3 separate regions of the Homo sapiens genome follow, and all the other regions are linked to region 1. Evidence: chromatin loops called from intact Hi-C (ENCODE). Cell type or tissue: OCI-LY7. All regions are shown on one strand.

The links. Peaks named below come from ENCODE experiments on the same cell type or tissue, not always from the same donor. Only the 100,000 strongest peaks of a DNase experiment are listed, where the experiment ranks them.
Region 2: a loop joins it to region 1, with 2.9 times the contacts of the local background. A loop is called at or near these places in 5 of 110 quality-filtered maps.
Region 3: a loop joins it to region 1, with 5 times the contacts of the local background. A loop is called at or near these places in 7 of 110 quality-filtered maps.

The regions. Positions count from the first base shown.
Region 1 is chr10:95,863,248-95,867,247 of GRCh38, reverse strand. ENTPD1 (ectonucleoside triphosphate diphosphohydrolase 1) reads right to left here. Exons shown (of 10, transcript NM_001776.6): 9 at 2,387-2,524; 10 at 1-1,071. The coding sequence ends at 865. All of the region lies in intron 3 of ENTPD1-AS1 (ENTPD1 antisense RNA 1), which reads left to right. Among named protein-coding and RNA genes, the nearest start is that of CC2D2B, 43 kb to the left of the region's middle. RefSeq lists a silencer at 1,662-1,956 and an enhancer at 1,775-2,004. In OCI-LY7, CTCF peaks have their summits at 1,650 and 1,849 (motif pointing right); a DNase peak (open chromatin) is centred at 1,857; H3K4me3 peaks cover 422 bases; H3K27ac peaks cover 413 bases.
Region 2 is chr10:95,373,222-95,377,221 of GRCh38, reverse strand. SORBS1 (sorbin and SH3 domain containing 1) reads left to right here. Exons shown (of 33, transcript NM_001034954.3): 19 at 1,166-1,249. Among named protein-coding and RNA genes, the nearest start is that of PDLIM1, 84 kb to the right of the region's middle. In OCI-LY7, CTCF peaks have their summits at 2,216 and 2,419 (motif pointing left); a DNase peak (open chromatin) is centred at 2,391.
Region 3 is chr10:95,428,502-95,432,501 of GRCh38, reverse strand. SORBS1 (sorbin and SH3 domain containing 1) reads left to right here. Exons shown (of 33, transcript NM_001034954.3): 6 at 1-54. Among named protein-coding and RNA genes, the nearest start is that of SORBS1, 130 kb to the left of the region's middle. RefSeq lists enhancers at 1,531-2,031, 2,143-2,232. In OCI-LY7, CTCF peaks have their summits at 1,728 and 1,939 (motif pointing left); a DNase peak (open chromatin) is centred at 1,931.

The sequences.
Region 1 (4,000 bases):
AATGTTAAAATGGTGAATTATATTTATGTATATTTTACCATAATAAAAATATGCATTGGAAGATGCATTTTTTGTGACCCTGAGTTGTAACTGTATTTTTATTTGTGACATGTATATACCACCTACCTCATAGTAAGCCCTGATGTTTGAATGCATATATTTACATCTGCTTTTTGCAAATCTCAGGTCTGAGTGTTCCACTCTGTAGCATTTGGGTATCACCTAGGAATATGTGATTTATTGACATACCTGCTTTGGGTGGGATTGAGAACTGTATTGACTGCATGAGCACATATATTTCCTTATAAAACTCTTTGGCTTTAGCACATATTTGCCTACTGTAGAAAATTCTCCTACCCACAGAGCAGGCTGGGAATGGAATGTGTGTCTGCCTTCTCCAAAGGCATCATATGGCTTTCTTAATGGATGGCAAACAGGAGAGAGAAAGGGGTTCTTAAAGAGTACAACTGAACCAGTTCCTGAGATTCTTCTTTCAGCCAGCTCAGCCTCCTATCACAGGACTCAAGACTCTCAGTTCTTCTAGACAAAGTCAATATTGTTCTTTTATAAAGCAAAGATTATGAAAGGTGTCAGGTCTTTAAAACCTATACAAGCACAAAGTACAAAGGAGAAAGGTGTAGCTGGGAAAAACTCATGAAAGAGACAGTATCTGCCGAAGTCCTTGAGGCAAAGGATATTGAATACCTCCAAAAGAAAGGCTTCAGTAAAAGCCAAGGAAGCTTCACACTCGTCAAGACTGGCCCTGGCAGACAGGGAAGGATGGCCTTGAACACTGCGATGGAGGAAAATGCTCCCTGGACGATTTTTTTCCTCACTCCAGCCAGCATATTTCAGCTGCTTTTGCTATACCATATCTTTCCAGAAATATGAAGGCTTGTGAAAGATAAGCAAGCCTATGATGGCCACTGTGAAAAGGACCAGGGAGAATAGAACCATGAGGAAGACATAGGTGGAGTGGGAGAGAGGTGTGGACAATGGTTGCTCAGCTGGGATCATGTTGGTCAGGTTCAGCATGTAGCCCAAAGTCCAGCCGGCGTCGCTGCCCTGGATCTGCAAACAGTGGGGAAAGTCTGTTTGTGGTTGGAGGAGTTAGAAGAGTTATCACCTAGGGCTTAGAATTATTGGATCATGCATTGGAAGAGTTCAAACAATATAAATCACTGGCTGGGCACAGTGGCTCATGCCTGTAATCTCAGCACTTTGGGAGGCCAAGGAGGGAGGATCACTTGAGGCCAGGAGTTTGAGACTAGCCTGGGCAACATAGTGAGACCCTGTCTCTCTAAAAAATAAAATTAGCTGGGCACGGTGGAACATGTCTGTAGTCTCAGCTATTTGGGAGCCTGGGTGGGGAGGATCATTTAATCCCAGGAGTTTGAGGCTTCAGTGAGCTGTGATCATACCACTGCACTCCAGCCTGGGTGACAGCGTGAGACCATGTCTCTTAAAAAAAAAGTATATACACACACATACATCATGACTACCTCGTGTGTCAGTCCTAAATTTGACATAGGTATAATCTTTCAAACAAAATAAACTGCTGGAATTAAAGGAAGTCTGGAATATTATAACAAGGAAAAGATTTAAGTTTGAATTAGCAAGATCAGCACTGACAAGAGTGTAAGGACACTGTTATCCTCAGGCCTGCTACAGCCCTCTGTCTCAATGCTTTGTTTTGCTTGAAATCACCATATTTAATACAGGGGGTAAAATGTTTTCCCCACTAGTGAGCATGGGCTTAAAAAGGTAGAGACACACTGCTCTGGGTATTTTTGGTCAAGCATGAGTCGCTCAGCTGGGTTCTCTATTCCTGGATACCTGCAGGTGGTGCTATGGTAAAGCACAGCATTGAGGTTGCTTCTTCCGGACTCAGGCTAAGCCTGGCTTCTAAACAACGGTCTCATCATTCACAGCCACTCAGTCCCCTTCTTCACACAGAGCTTTCAGATTGGTCAACCTTGAAGTAATAACCAACAAGGATGATGAAACCATGATCATACTTTCCCAGCTTATGGAAGGGGCCTTTCAGAGGGCTGCTGAAGTCAGCACACAGAGTCACTGTAGCTGCTGAAATGCTGTTACTTTAATATATCTCGTTTTGTGTTTTGTTTTGTAAGGAATTAGTCACTGTTATGTGGGAAGGTGCAACTGAAAATGCAAGTAGCTGTCCTTAGCGAGGATGCTCACAGTGGGCCAACAGACCCAGGAGGGCTTGACACAGAATGCCAGGGTTTGAAGCAGAATGGCAGAACAGGACATCAAGCCAAAGCTACACCATGCTGACTCCCCCCTTTTTCAAGCCCCAAACTGCTTCAGTCACTACCACCGAACCCCAACCTCCCCCCAGCCCAACAGGCCCCCAAATTACCTTGCCAATGAAATGGATGTGCTCCCAGGAATCAGCTGTGAAATGATAGCCTTGCAGAAGGAGGGAGAGAATGTAGGTACCAGAAAAGCAGTATTCACTCAGGTACTTCTCCTTTACTCCAGCGTAAGATGTTTTTATCTAGAAGTGAAGTGAGGGGGAGATCATACTCGTATGATAGGCACCTCTCTGTGGCCCTCTTTTTCTCTACTAGCCCTGATGAAGAGAGGGGAAAGCCCCAGCTCCAGTGCACCTGAAGGTTGGCCTCTTCCAGAGGGTTTTGGGGGTGGTGCTGCACTCCTTCAGTGGGAGCAGGGTTTTATAGTTTAGGGTCTCTTAAGGAAGCTTTTCCTGCACAGGCTTCTATGAGATAATAACAGGTCCTCCAGGAAAAAAGTAGTTCCTGTGGTCTAGTAGGTTCTGAAACACTAAATTTCAGTACCTCTGTTCATGCCCTAGACTTTGTTTAATCTGAGTTTTCTATATGCTCTTGACCAGAGCCTTTGGCCCACAGCCATAAAAAGCCTTACCACTCACTTTAGTCCCTGGACTGGCAGCATCAGCATCACTTGGGAGCTGGTTAGTCCTCACCTTAAAACTACCAATTCAGAATCTGCATCCCAATATGATTCCCAGGTGATTCACGTGCACAGTAAAGTTTGAGAAACACAGCTGTGGACACAGTTTAGGCAGCATTTTGCTGAGGACTGCTAGCACTGCCAACATCTCACCTTCTATCTTCTGTCTTAATGTCTTTTTTTGCATCTGAGTCATGCAAAGTGGTTGTTTCCTTGAGTCCTTCCTATGTTTACTCATCCTACTCCCTACTAAAAATATTAAGAGCTGCTTGCCATCCCTTGCCCTTACCTAGCCTAGCTGTTGTGAATATACACCCAGATACCCACAGCCTGCTCTGCAACTCTCCTGCCCTCAATTTGAGGACAACAGGCCAGGACCTCTCTAGTTCAGCCTGGACTTCTGTCTGCTGCCCCATTCCTCAGCCCTTCAGATAGGCATTCCCTCCTGGATACCCTCGGCAGAGAGAGAACATTTGTTATGCATGCATCATGTACCATCTGGAACTATGCCAGATGTTTTATATGTAGTATCTCCTTGATGCCTAAACCACACCCCTCTTTTCCCAGATTTCTCTCCCTTCCGTGGGTCCTAACCCATATGCAAATCCTAACCGCTGGCTGGGGTCTGTTTCTCACTTGGTTCTTGCCTGTCCCCAGTTTCTGGAAGGATAAGTCCATAACTAGACTGCCTTGTCTTGCTCTGATGAAATTCTCAGAATGACCCAGCTTGGAGCTTGTCTTTTCAGCACAGTTCTGGAAATTATCCTTTGATTGATTCCTCTGCATGTGACATCCTCTTGAGACCTTGGTGTGGACATCAGTTGGCATTGCCTGTCCAGGTTCCTACCCCTTCCTTTCAGTCACTGCATTCTGCTTTCCCTTTGTGAAAAGACCTCCTCCCCTATTGAAGTAGTCTTGGGCCTGTCAATTGAAGGATGCCTATGGGACACAAAATCCCAAGAATCTACTTAGGTCCAACTTGAAAGTGCTGAGCCCCTGTAGGTCCTTGAAGGCTGGCCTATCCCTTGTGGGGGGCTGG
Region 2 (4,000 bases), 490 kb after region 1:
TTTCAATCTCAGTAGAAAGTGTATGCATTTTATATTTCAGGTTATTGTAGAAAATCACCCCAACTCTCTTTTTGCGATTATCAATGTTTTTTGAAACATATATACATACTTAATTAGTCATGAACCTCAAACACTTTTCCCTGATGTAAACATTTCTCCAATTTATGAAGGGGAAAACATGATTTGCTTTGCACACATTCATTTTCCAACTAGTTATTTCCAGAAACACGTGTTATTCCATGAAATAAGGTGCCAGAACTTTATACTTATTTGGTTAAATATTATATCCCATGAAATCAAATTATCAGTCTATTGATACCTCATAGTGTTATATAAAGTGAGAAATCTAACTTATTTTTGTCATATAACCCAGAAGTTTTTTTCCCCTTTGTTCTGTTATCTGTCTTGTCTAGCTTTTCTTTCACTTTATTTTTTCCCAATTCTTTAACATTTATTTGTTAAAACACGAAGTATATTCTGTCTGTATTCATCCGCCATGGATACTTGTTTAAAATGTTTTTTCACTGTGTCCTCTGTCTTTACTTATATCATTTTTCACTTTCACTTTACTGTGTACGGGACATGGTTTCCTACCTACTCATGTGCCATTAAAGATGCAGTATTAACCAATTGGCTTTTATAAAGTGTCAATATTTGTGTTTATTTCGAAAACCTTAAGGCAGCTTTGCAAATAAGTACTAAAGTTGTACTAGCCCATAAAAATCAGCTCTACTCAACTGGCATAGATGGCTAAATGTTTGGTGTGCTCACCAGGTCATTTGCTCATAACTAATAGTTCTTTGTAAAGGGCTTTCTTTTCTTCCACATTACTGAAAATTATTGCAGAATGCTGTTATGCCCAGATTCAGACTTGTTGTGTAGGCAGCAGTGTGGTGCAGAGTTGTCCATCTATAGTCCATTTTCCTCTGCCTTAGGGCTGAGAATGATTCACTTACTGTTCCCTGCCTCAATTTCCCTGTTTTTATAAACCCATCCTCTCCCTCCTGTTTTTGCTGTTGTCAGTAAAAACAGATGATTGCTGCTGTTGAATGCAGCTCCTGTATATACCTGGAAACCACTGCATCTCTACTGGCCTGTTCCTATGTAATCTTTGCATAATGTTATCCTTCTCTTTCTTCCATTTCTCTATCACCAACCCCTATAGAGTCGGGATATAAGCCCAGAAGAGATAGATTTAAAGAATGAACCTTGGTATAAATTCTTTTCGGAATTGGAGTTTGGGAAACCGGTAAGTTTAATAGCTTCAGTGGTTATACACCTTTTAAACTAATGCTGTGGATGCGTTGTTGCTGCTAAAGAATCAGATGTTTGTAAGGAATTCAGAAAGTGGGGAGCAGTCATGTTGGTTGTCCGTAGTGGGATTGTCTCTTCTCACTACAACCTCTGAGCTTTCTTTTGCCTTACTTCACTGAGAAAGGATAGTGAGCTCTGGAAGTATATCTTGCTGGAATATCCCAGAGAAACACAAATAATCATTGCTTGTCTTAGACCTCCCCCCACTAACAACAAGTACCACATGCCTTGCGGATGGCATTATTTCAGCCATTGTTTTCACTTCCTTGACCAAAGTCTTTATGGTCTGTGAAAGACAAGCTGAAAATGTGTTACACACTGAGAAGACCAGCATTGTCTCTGCTTTAAATAGCATTTTTAAAAGCACATATGTAAATGAAGTCCCAGAGCAGGCCAACAAGGACCTCTTTGTGCAGATGTGACCCACAAATGCAACCCCATTATAGGTGACTTTTAGGGAATGATTTCTATGATGTAGGATATTTCCCAAAGTTTGAAATGGGAGTAAGGAATTCTAGCATCTTTAGTATTCAGCCTACAGTTGCCCCATGATATCTCTGAATTGGCTTTGGTACAAATTGACTTTTGGCACTTAAAGGAGGATTTTCTTAGCCTTGCACCCAAAGGAATATAAAATAGAAGGGAGAATTGAGCTCATCCTTCCTCTAGAGATAACGAAACTGACTTTAAAACTCTAGTTATTTTAAAGTCTTAATTATTACAGCTGCAAAAAGAATTTACAGGTAGAGGAGTTAAGTGTATAAACACATTTTATTCAATGATTGTATGAGACTTTATGCATTGGATCCAGCTTTTGAGTTTCTGTGGTCTGGGATGATAGTTTTATTTGCAGACAGGAATGTATTTTATAGTTGAGTAAATAAAATGTTTTAAAATTTTTTATTAAAACAAAGACAAAGAGAAATTAAGTTGGTGCTTAGGAATTGCTCTTTGATTTGGCAGTGCTGAGCTTTGAAAGTTCAGGCATCTTCTGAGTTAAGAGCACCAGACTTGCAAACAGCCTGCTTGTTCCTCTCTTCTGGTCCCTCCTAGACACTGTCTCCCGATAGCAGCTGAGCTGTCCTGGATGAACAGCGCCACCTAGTGACCAGTGGAGAGGGACGCATCTGACCCAAAGTCTGCACCCTCCTTCTCCCCTCCCCAAAGCATTGGTGCACACCTCATTTCTTCTCCTTTCTCTCCTTTCTTTTTTTCGCCTCTGCTGTTCACCATTCAGACATCAGTTAAATCTACCTCAGGCAATCTTTTCCACGTGCAGTATTTAACAGTATCCTAACCCTTTCTCTTTTCTCCTTTTCTTAAAACCTGGTCAATTATGTCACCGAAAAAAGCTTTTGCTGTGTGTAGTTGTCTCCCCACCCCCAAAACAGACCATGATTGGTATATGAAACAATAATGCCATACTTTAGTCAAGGAAAGCAAAAGCTATTAAGTTATGTTTAATAGAGTCCATGCCGTTGATTTTTCAAGTCTGTTTCAGAATCCACACATTTCTGCCCATCTCATCTGCCAAACAACTAAATTAGTTTTATCTAAAATATTAGCTTTCAGGAAAAATGGTGGAATTTTTTCCCTAATTAGTTGTGATTGTTTTACTAAATCTATCATTACAAATAATTTTTGAGGATAATATATAGTATTTTAATACCAGCATACATTTAAATAGTCTCCATGCATAGCTTGATAAATTAACAGTATTGCTGCCAAAAACTTCACTCCAGGTACCACACAGCTAACTTCAAACAAATGTTGAGAACACAGTCCAGTTGTATACTGGGGCTTTCCTCTAGCTTGTCTCCCCACCCCATTGCTCTAACAACCTCTTAATTATTTAAAGACTCAGAGATGCTTTTTCAAAGTAGCATTTTCTCTGAAGCCACATGCATTCTTTGCACAGGCCTCAGAGTTCTTCTAATGAGACTGCTTCTTTTTGTGTAGGTCTTACTTTAAAAGATAATACTTGTGAAGACTTGCCAAATTAACTAAATCAATGCCCATATCCTGAGGAACAGTCCTGAAATGAACAGCTCCTTATGGTCTGAGGCATCCTAATGGTGGGCTTATTACCTAGTTGAACTAACAGGGTTTGGGAGGAAGGTGTGGTAAGGATAAATTTTTTCTTCACTTCCTACTGCAACCACTCTGCCACAAAAGAGTAAGAGACATAAATAAAAGTGGCATAAACCATGGAAGCTGTTTTGGAAAGCTTTTCAGCCATTCAGAAGCAGAATCAAAATCCTACCAGATCATGGGAATCAGCATTTCTACTTTTTTTTTTTCTCACACCAACTGGGGACCACTTTCCCCAGTAAAGCCTGCCAGAACTTTGACACTAGACATTTACCCTGAACTCCTTGCTTCCTCCACCCCTTCGCTTTAGCCACCCAAAATGAACTGAAATTTCAGCAAGATCCTGACTAAAAAGATACCTTTTTAGCTCCAACAAGTTGTTAGAATAGCAAATAGTTCAAGACTCCAGGGACCATTTTTGGACAGATTATTTAAAACCAGTTTAATTTGTAAACACTGCCCTGTTTATTGCAGTAAAGAAATGATCGTAAGTCATTAGGCTTTAAAAAGTCTACTTCTGCAGATGAACAGTCCAAGTGTATTAAGTGCTTAAAGATGAATGGTAATTGGTAATATCACTTACTTTATGAAATGC
Region 3 (4,000 bases), 430 kb after region 1:
CAAGCAGTAGCCCTGCGAGCCCTCAGGAAACCCGGCAACACGAAAGCAAACCAGGTGCGCGGAAGCTAGGGAAAGCTGTTCAAAGCCACGTGGGAAGGGCGGGAGGAGGCTCTGGTGTTTTTGCTCAGGAGGGTGTGAGTTCATCAGATACCTCTTGGGGGGGGGGGGTGTGTGTGTGTGTGTGTGTGTCTCTTACGGTCCCCTGGGACAGTCAAATCATTTGGATGGGTAGTGGTCAAAGCCTCAAACTGACAGTCACATGCTGCAGATGAAGGCACAGCAATAACCACACTTTATGTTAGCTTTGACTGAGCAGGTCATCCTGTGACCACAGCCAGTGCTCTGCAGACTGCTCTCATGCAGACTGAAATAGCTTAGGGCATGGGGGGTAAGTAAGCGGTGCGATGGGCTAGAGGTTGGGCTTCTCAGAGCTCATCCCTGCTTCCTAGAGGTTCACTGTGACCTGTCCAGGCTGGGCTGGAGGTGCAGCCAGGGGAGACTGAGAAGTGTGGATGACTCAATGATCTTGCTCCTGGAAAAGCAGAGGTGGGGAGGGCTCAGGCCTGGGATTGGCCACTAGCCAGCTGCGGGAGCAGGATCAGGAAAGTAGCTCAAAGGCCCAGTGTAAACTAGGAGCAAAGGGAGATCAAAGAAGCCACATGAAGCCCATCTCCCCACCTTAACCCATCACTTGGGAAACCTGAGGTATTGAGGTTTAGAACTGGGACTTCAGAACCGGGTAGATCTCTGTGCACACCCTGTCCCCACCACCTGTCAGCTGTGCAACTTTGGTCGAGTTATTCACTGTCTCTCAACCCTGATGAACTGTAGAATGGGGTTGATAATTGCATCTGCCTCAGGATTATTGTGAGGAAGAAGTGTATGAAGTGCTGTGTATCATGCCTGGTGGCATGGAATAGACTGTTAGATGTTAGCTGCTATTTGATTATGATTAGATTATTTTGGCCTCTCCAGGGACGACTTTGCACAGCCCAAGTATTCTGGTAGTTGGCAAATGCTGACTTTGAGATCAGGCACAGTTAGTTTAGGGTGAGACAGCACCTCTCCACTCTGTAGGGCAGTGACTTTCACACTTTAGCTGCATCAGAATCACTTGGAGTAAAAAGGTAGGTTGCTGGGCCCCAGCCTGGAGTTTTAGAATGTAGGGTTCCCACTTGCAGGTCTGAGGTAGGGTCTGAAGGTTCACATTTCTGACAGGTTCATGCTGATGCTGCTAGTGCAAGGACTGCATCTGAGAGCTGCTGCTGTAGGGGATGGGAGCTTGCTTTCTTGAAGGAAAGGGAGGGAGAAATGGAATGGAGGGGAGGACCATTCCCTTGGGACCAGAGAGGCTAGGCAGTAGGGTATGCAGACCCCTCTGGTGCAGCGGGAGTGGTGTGTTGTGATAAGACAGATATGATATGTAGGATGGAAATGGCCAGACCTAGCATCCTGGAAACTGATTTTCTTCCTTCCCAGCTACCCATAACAGGTGCCAGGGCACATGCTGGTGGATGAGGCCAGGCTAGGGTTTGAGCACAAACCCCTTTCTGGTGATGTTGGTCCCCGTGAGGGCTTCTTTGTCCTTAGGCTGAGGGCAGGCCCGAGCAGCCCACAGCCCTAAAAGTCAACAGAGTAGCTTCTTGGTCCTGCATCCCTGAGCCCAGCCCTGACTCCTGACCCGCTGGAAAGGTGGGGGTGAGGAGAGAAGGCAAAGTTATTTTATTCTAAGGCTAACCTCATCCAGCCTCTCCAAGCCTAACTGGGACGACCCACTTCCAAGCTAGAGAGCATTTGGAGAAGAGAGAATCCTAAGGGATGATGCAAAGAGAAAGGCTTTAATGTGCAGTCCCCTGGCCCAGTCAAATAACCTTACAAACCAACTGTCCCGTCCTCTGGCAGCAAATGGAGGTGGTGGAGAGGGAGCTTGGAGCTCCCTCTAGTGGTTACAGTGTGGCATTGACGTAGAACACAATGCCCACCAGGTGTACGCCTGTGCTACCAGTACCGTGTGTGGATTTGTTTTTTTTTCTGTTTCGTTTTCTTTTTTTGAGACAGGGTTTACTCTGTTGCCCAGCTTGGAGTACAGTGATGTAATCATGGTTTGCTGCAGCCTCGGCCTCCCGGGCTCAATCTGTCCTCCCACCTCAGCCTCCCAAGTAGCTGAGGTGCACGTCACCACACTTGGCTAATTTTTGTATTTTTTGTAGAGACAAAGTTTCTCCATGTTGCCCAGGTTGATGTTGAACTTGTAGGCTCAAGTGATCCACCTGCCTCGGCCTGGCAAAGTGCTGGGATTACAGGTGTAAGCCACCATGCCCGGCCCCGTGTGTGGATTTGAGGCACTTTTGGAAACACTCTCTTGTCCCAGAATACTTTTGTGTCTTACAAATTTCTACCAGCTAATTTGGTGAAAAGAAATTTCACCACATCTTTTTCACCAAACCATCAGCAGATTGTTTTAAAATGCAAATACTGTACTCGGAAGAATTAAGGGATAGTTATCAGTCATTCACACCTTACAGTAAGTTCATCTTTGTAAATTGAGATCATCGAATCCAAATAAGCATACATTCATTCAGCATTATCTATGTGCCAGGTGCTGCATGAGTCACTTGGAATTGTGATGAGAAAGGAGGAAAAGAGAGCAATTCTAGGTGCATTAGGTGAGGGCAAAAGGCAGTATGTTGCAACAGGAGTCAGGTGTGGACTTGTAGTCAGCCATCTTCCTTTCGGGCTGTGGGTAAGTCCTAGTGACTTTGAGCCCATATCAAGTATGAGGAACTTGGGCCAGATGCTTTCCAAGCCTTTCTAGCTCCAGAATGCTCTGCGACCTTAGGAAGTTTGGAAATTAGCCTAACAAATGGAATCCCTTTGATTGGTGATAAATTTAAGATGGTACAGGAGGGCAGTTTGGATGAAAAGGAACAAGCTGGGTTTGAGTAGAGGAAACAAAGAAAAAATCCACGTGCTCATTAAGTATACAACGCAGACTAGAATAAGTTAACACTGGGGAGTGGGCTTAAAAGAGGATGTCAGTAAGCCGGGCGCAGTGGCTCACACCTGTAATCCCAGCGCTTTGGGAGGCCGAGGTGGGCAGATCAGTTGGGGCCAGAAGTTCGAGACCAGCCTGGCCAACATGGTGAAACCCCGTCTCTACTAAAAATACAAAAATCAGCCAAGCATGGTGTTGCACGCCTGTAATCCCAGCTACTCGGGAGGCTGAGGCAGGAGAATTGCTTGAACCCGGGAGGTGAAAGTTGCAGTGAGTGAGATCATGCCACTGCATTCCAGCATGGAAGACAGAGCAAGATTCCATCTCAAAAAGAAAAAAAAAATGAGGATGTGAGTATAGGTAATTCAGAAATGGTAATCTTGTCCCCTTACCATGCTACCTATTGGCTAACATCCTGCTGGCTCTTGACTCTGACAGTGTCCATGTCACCCTCCGGACTGACAACTTGCTGGCCCATACCAGTCTATTGTCCTATCCTGGGGCCTAGGAGCCCCTGGGCCTTCCCTGGCTTCATAAAAACAGTTTTCAGCAGTATTTGCAGACAGCCAAGCCCAGTCTGGACTGGGAGCCCAAGTGTGAGGTAGTGGATGGCTCTTGCCAAGGATTGCTTCCTACTCCCAATGCCTTTGCAGATAGCTAATGTCAGATGGCGTCTGGCTCCCTCCCTTCTCACCAGGGACAGCATTTGTCCCCCAGCTGCTCTGCCTGCTTCCTCTCTGACTTGCTCCCTGTTTGCCACCTTCTTCAATGCCTATAGGTGTCCAGGTTGTTGATTATTTGCCTGGACTGGAAGGTCCAGTCCCTACCTGGTCCCCTGATACCCACATTTCAGCAGTGCCCCCTATTTCTAGTCCTTGTCCCAACCCCCTCACCTGGGAGAGATGATATAGTTCTGGTTTCACACAGTTCTCTACTGAGGCTGAGCACTGCCACTTACTGTCTTTGCGGTATGGACAAATTACTCCACCTTACAGGGCTTCAGTT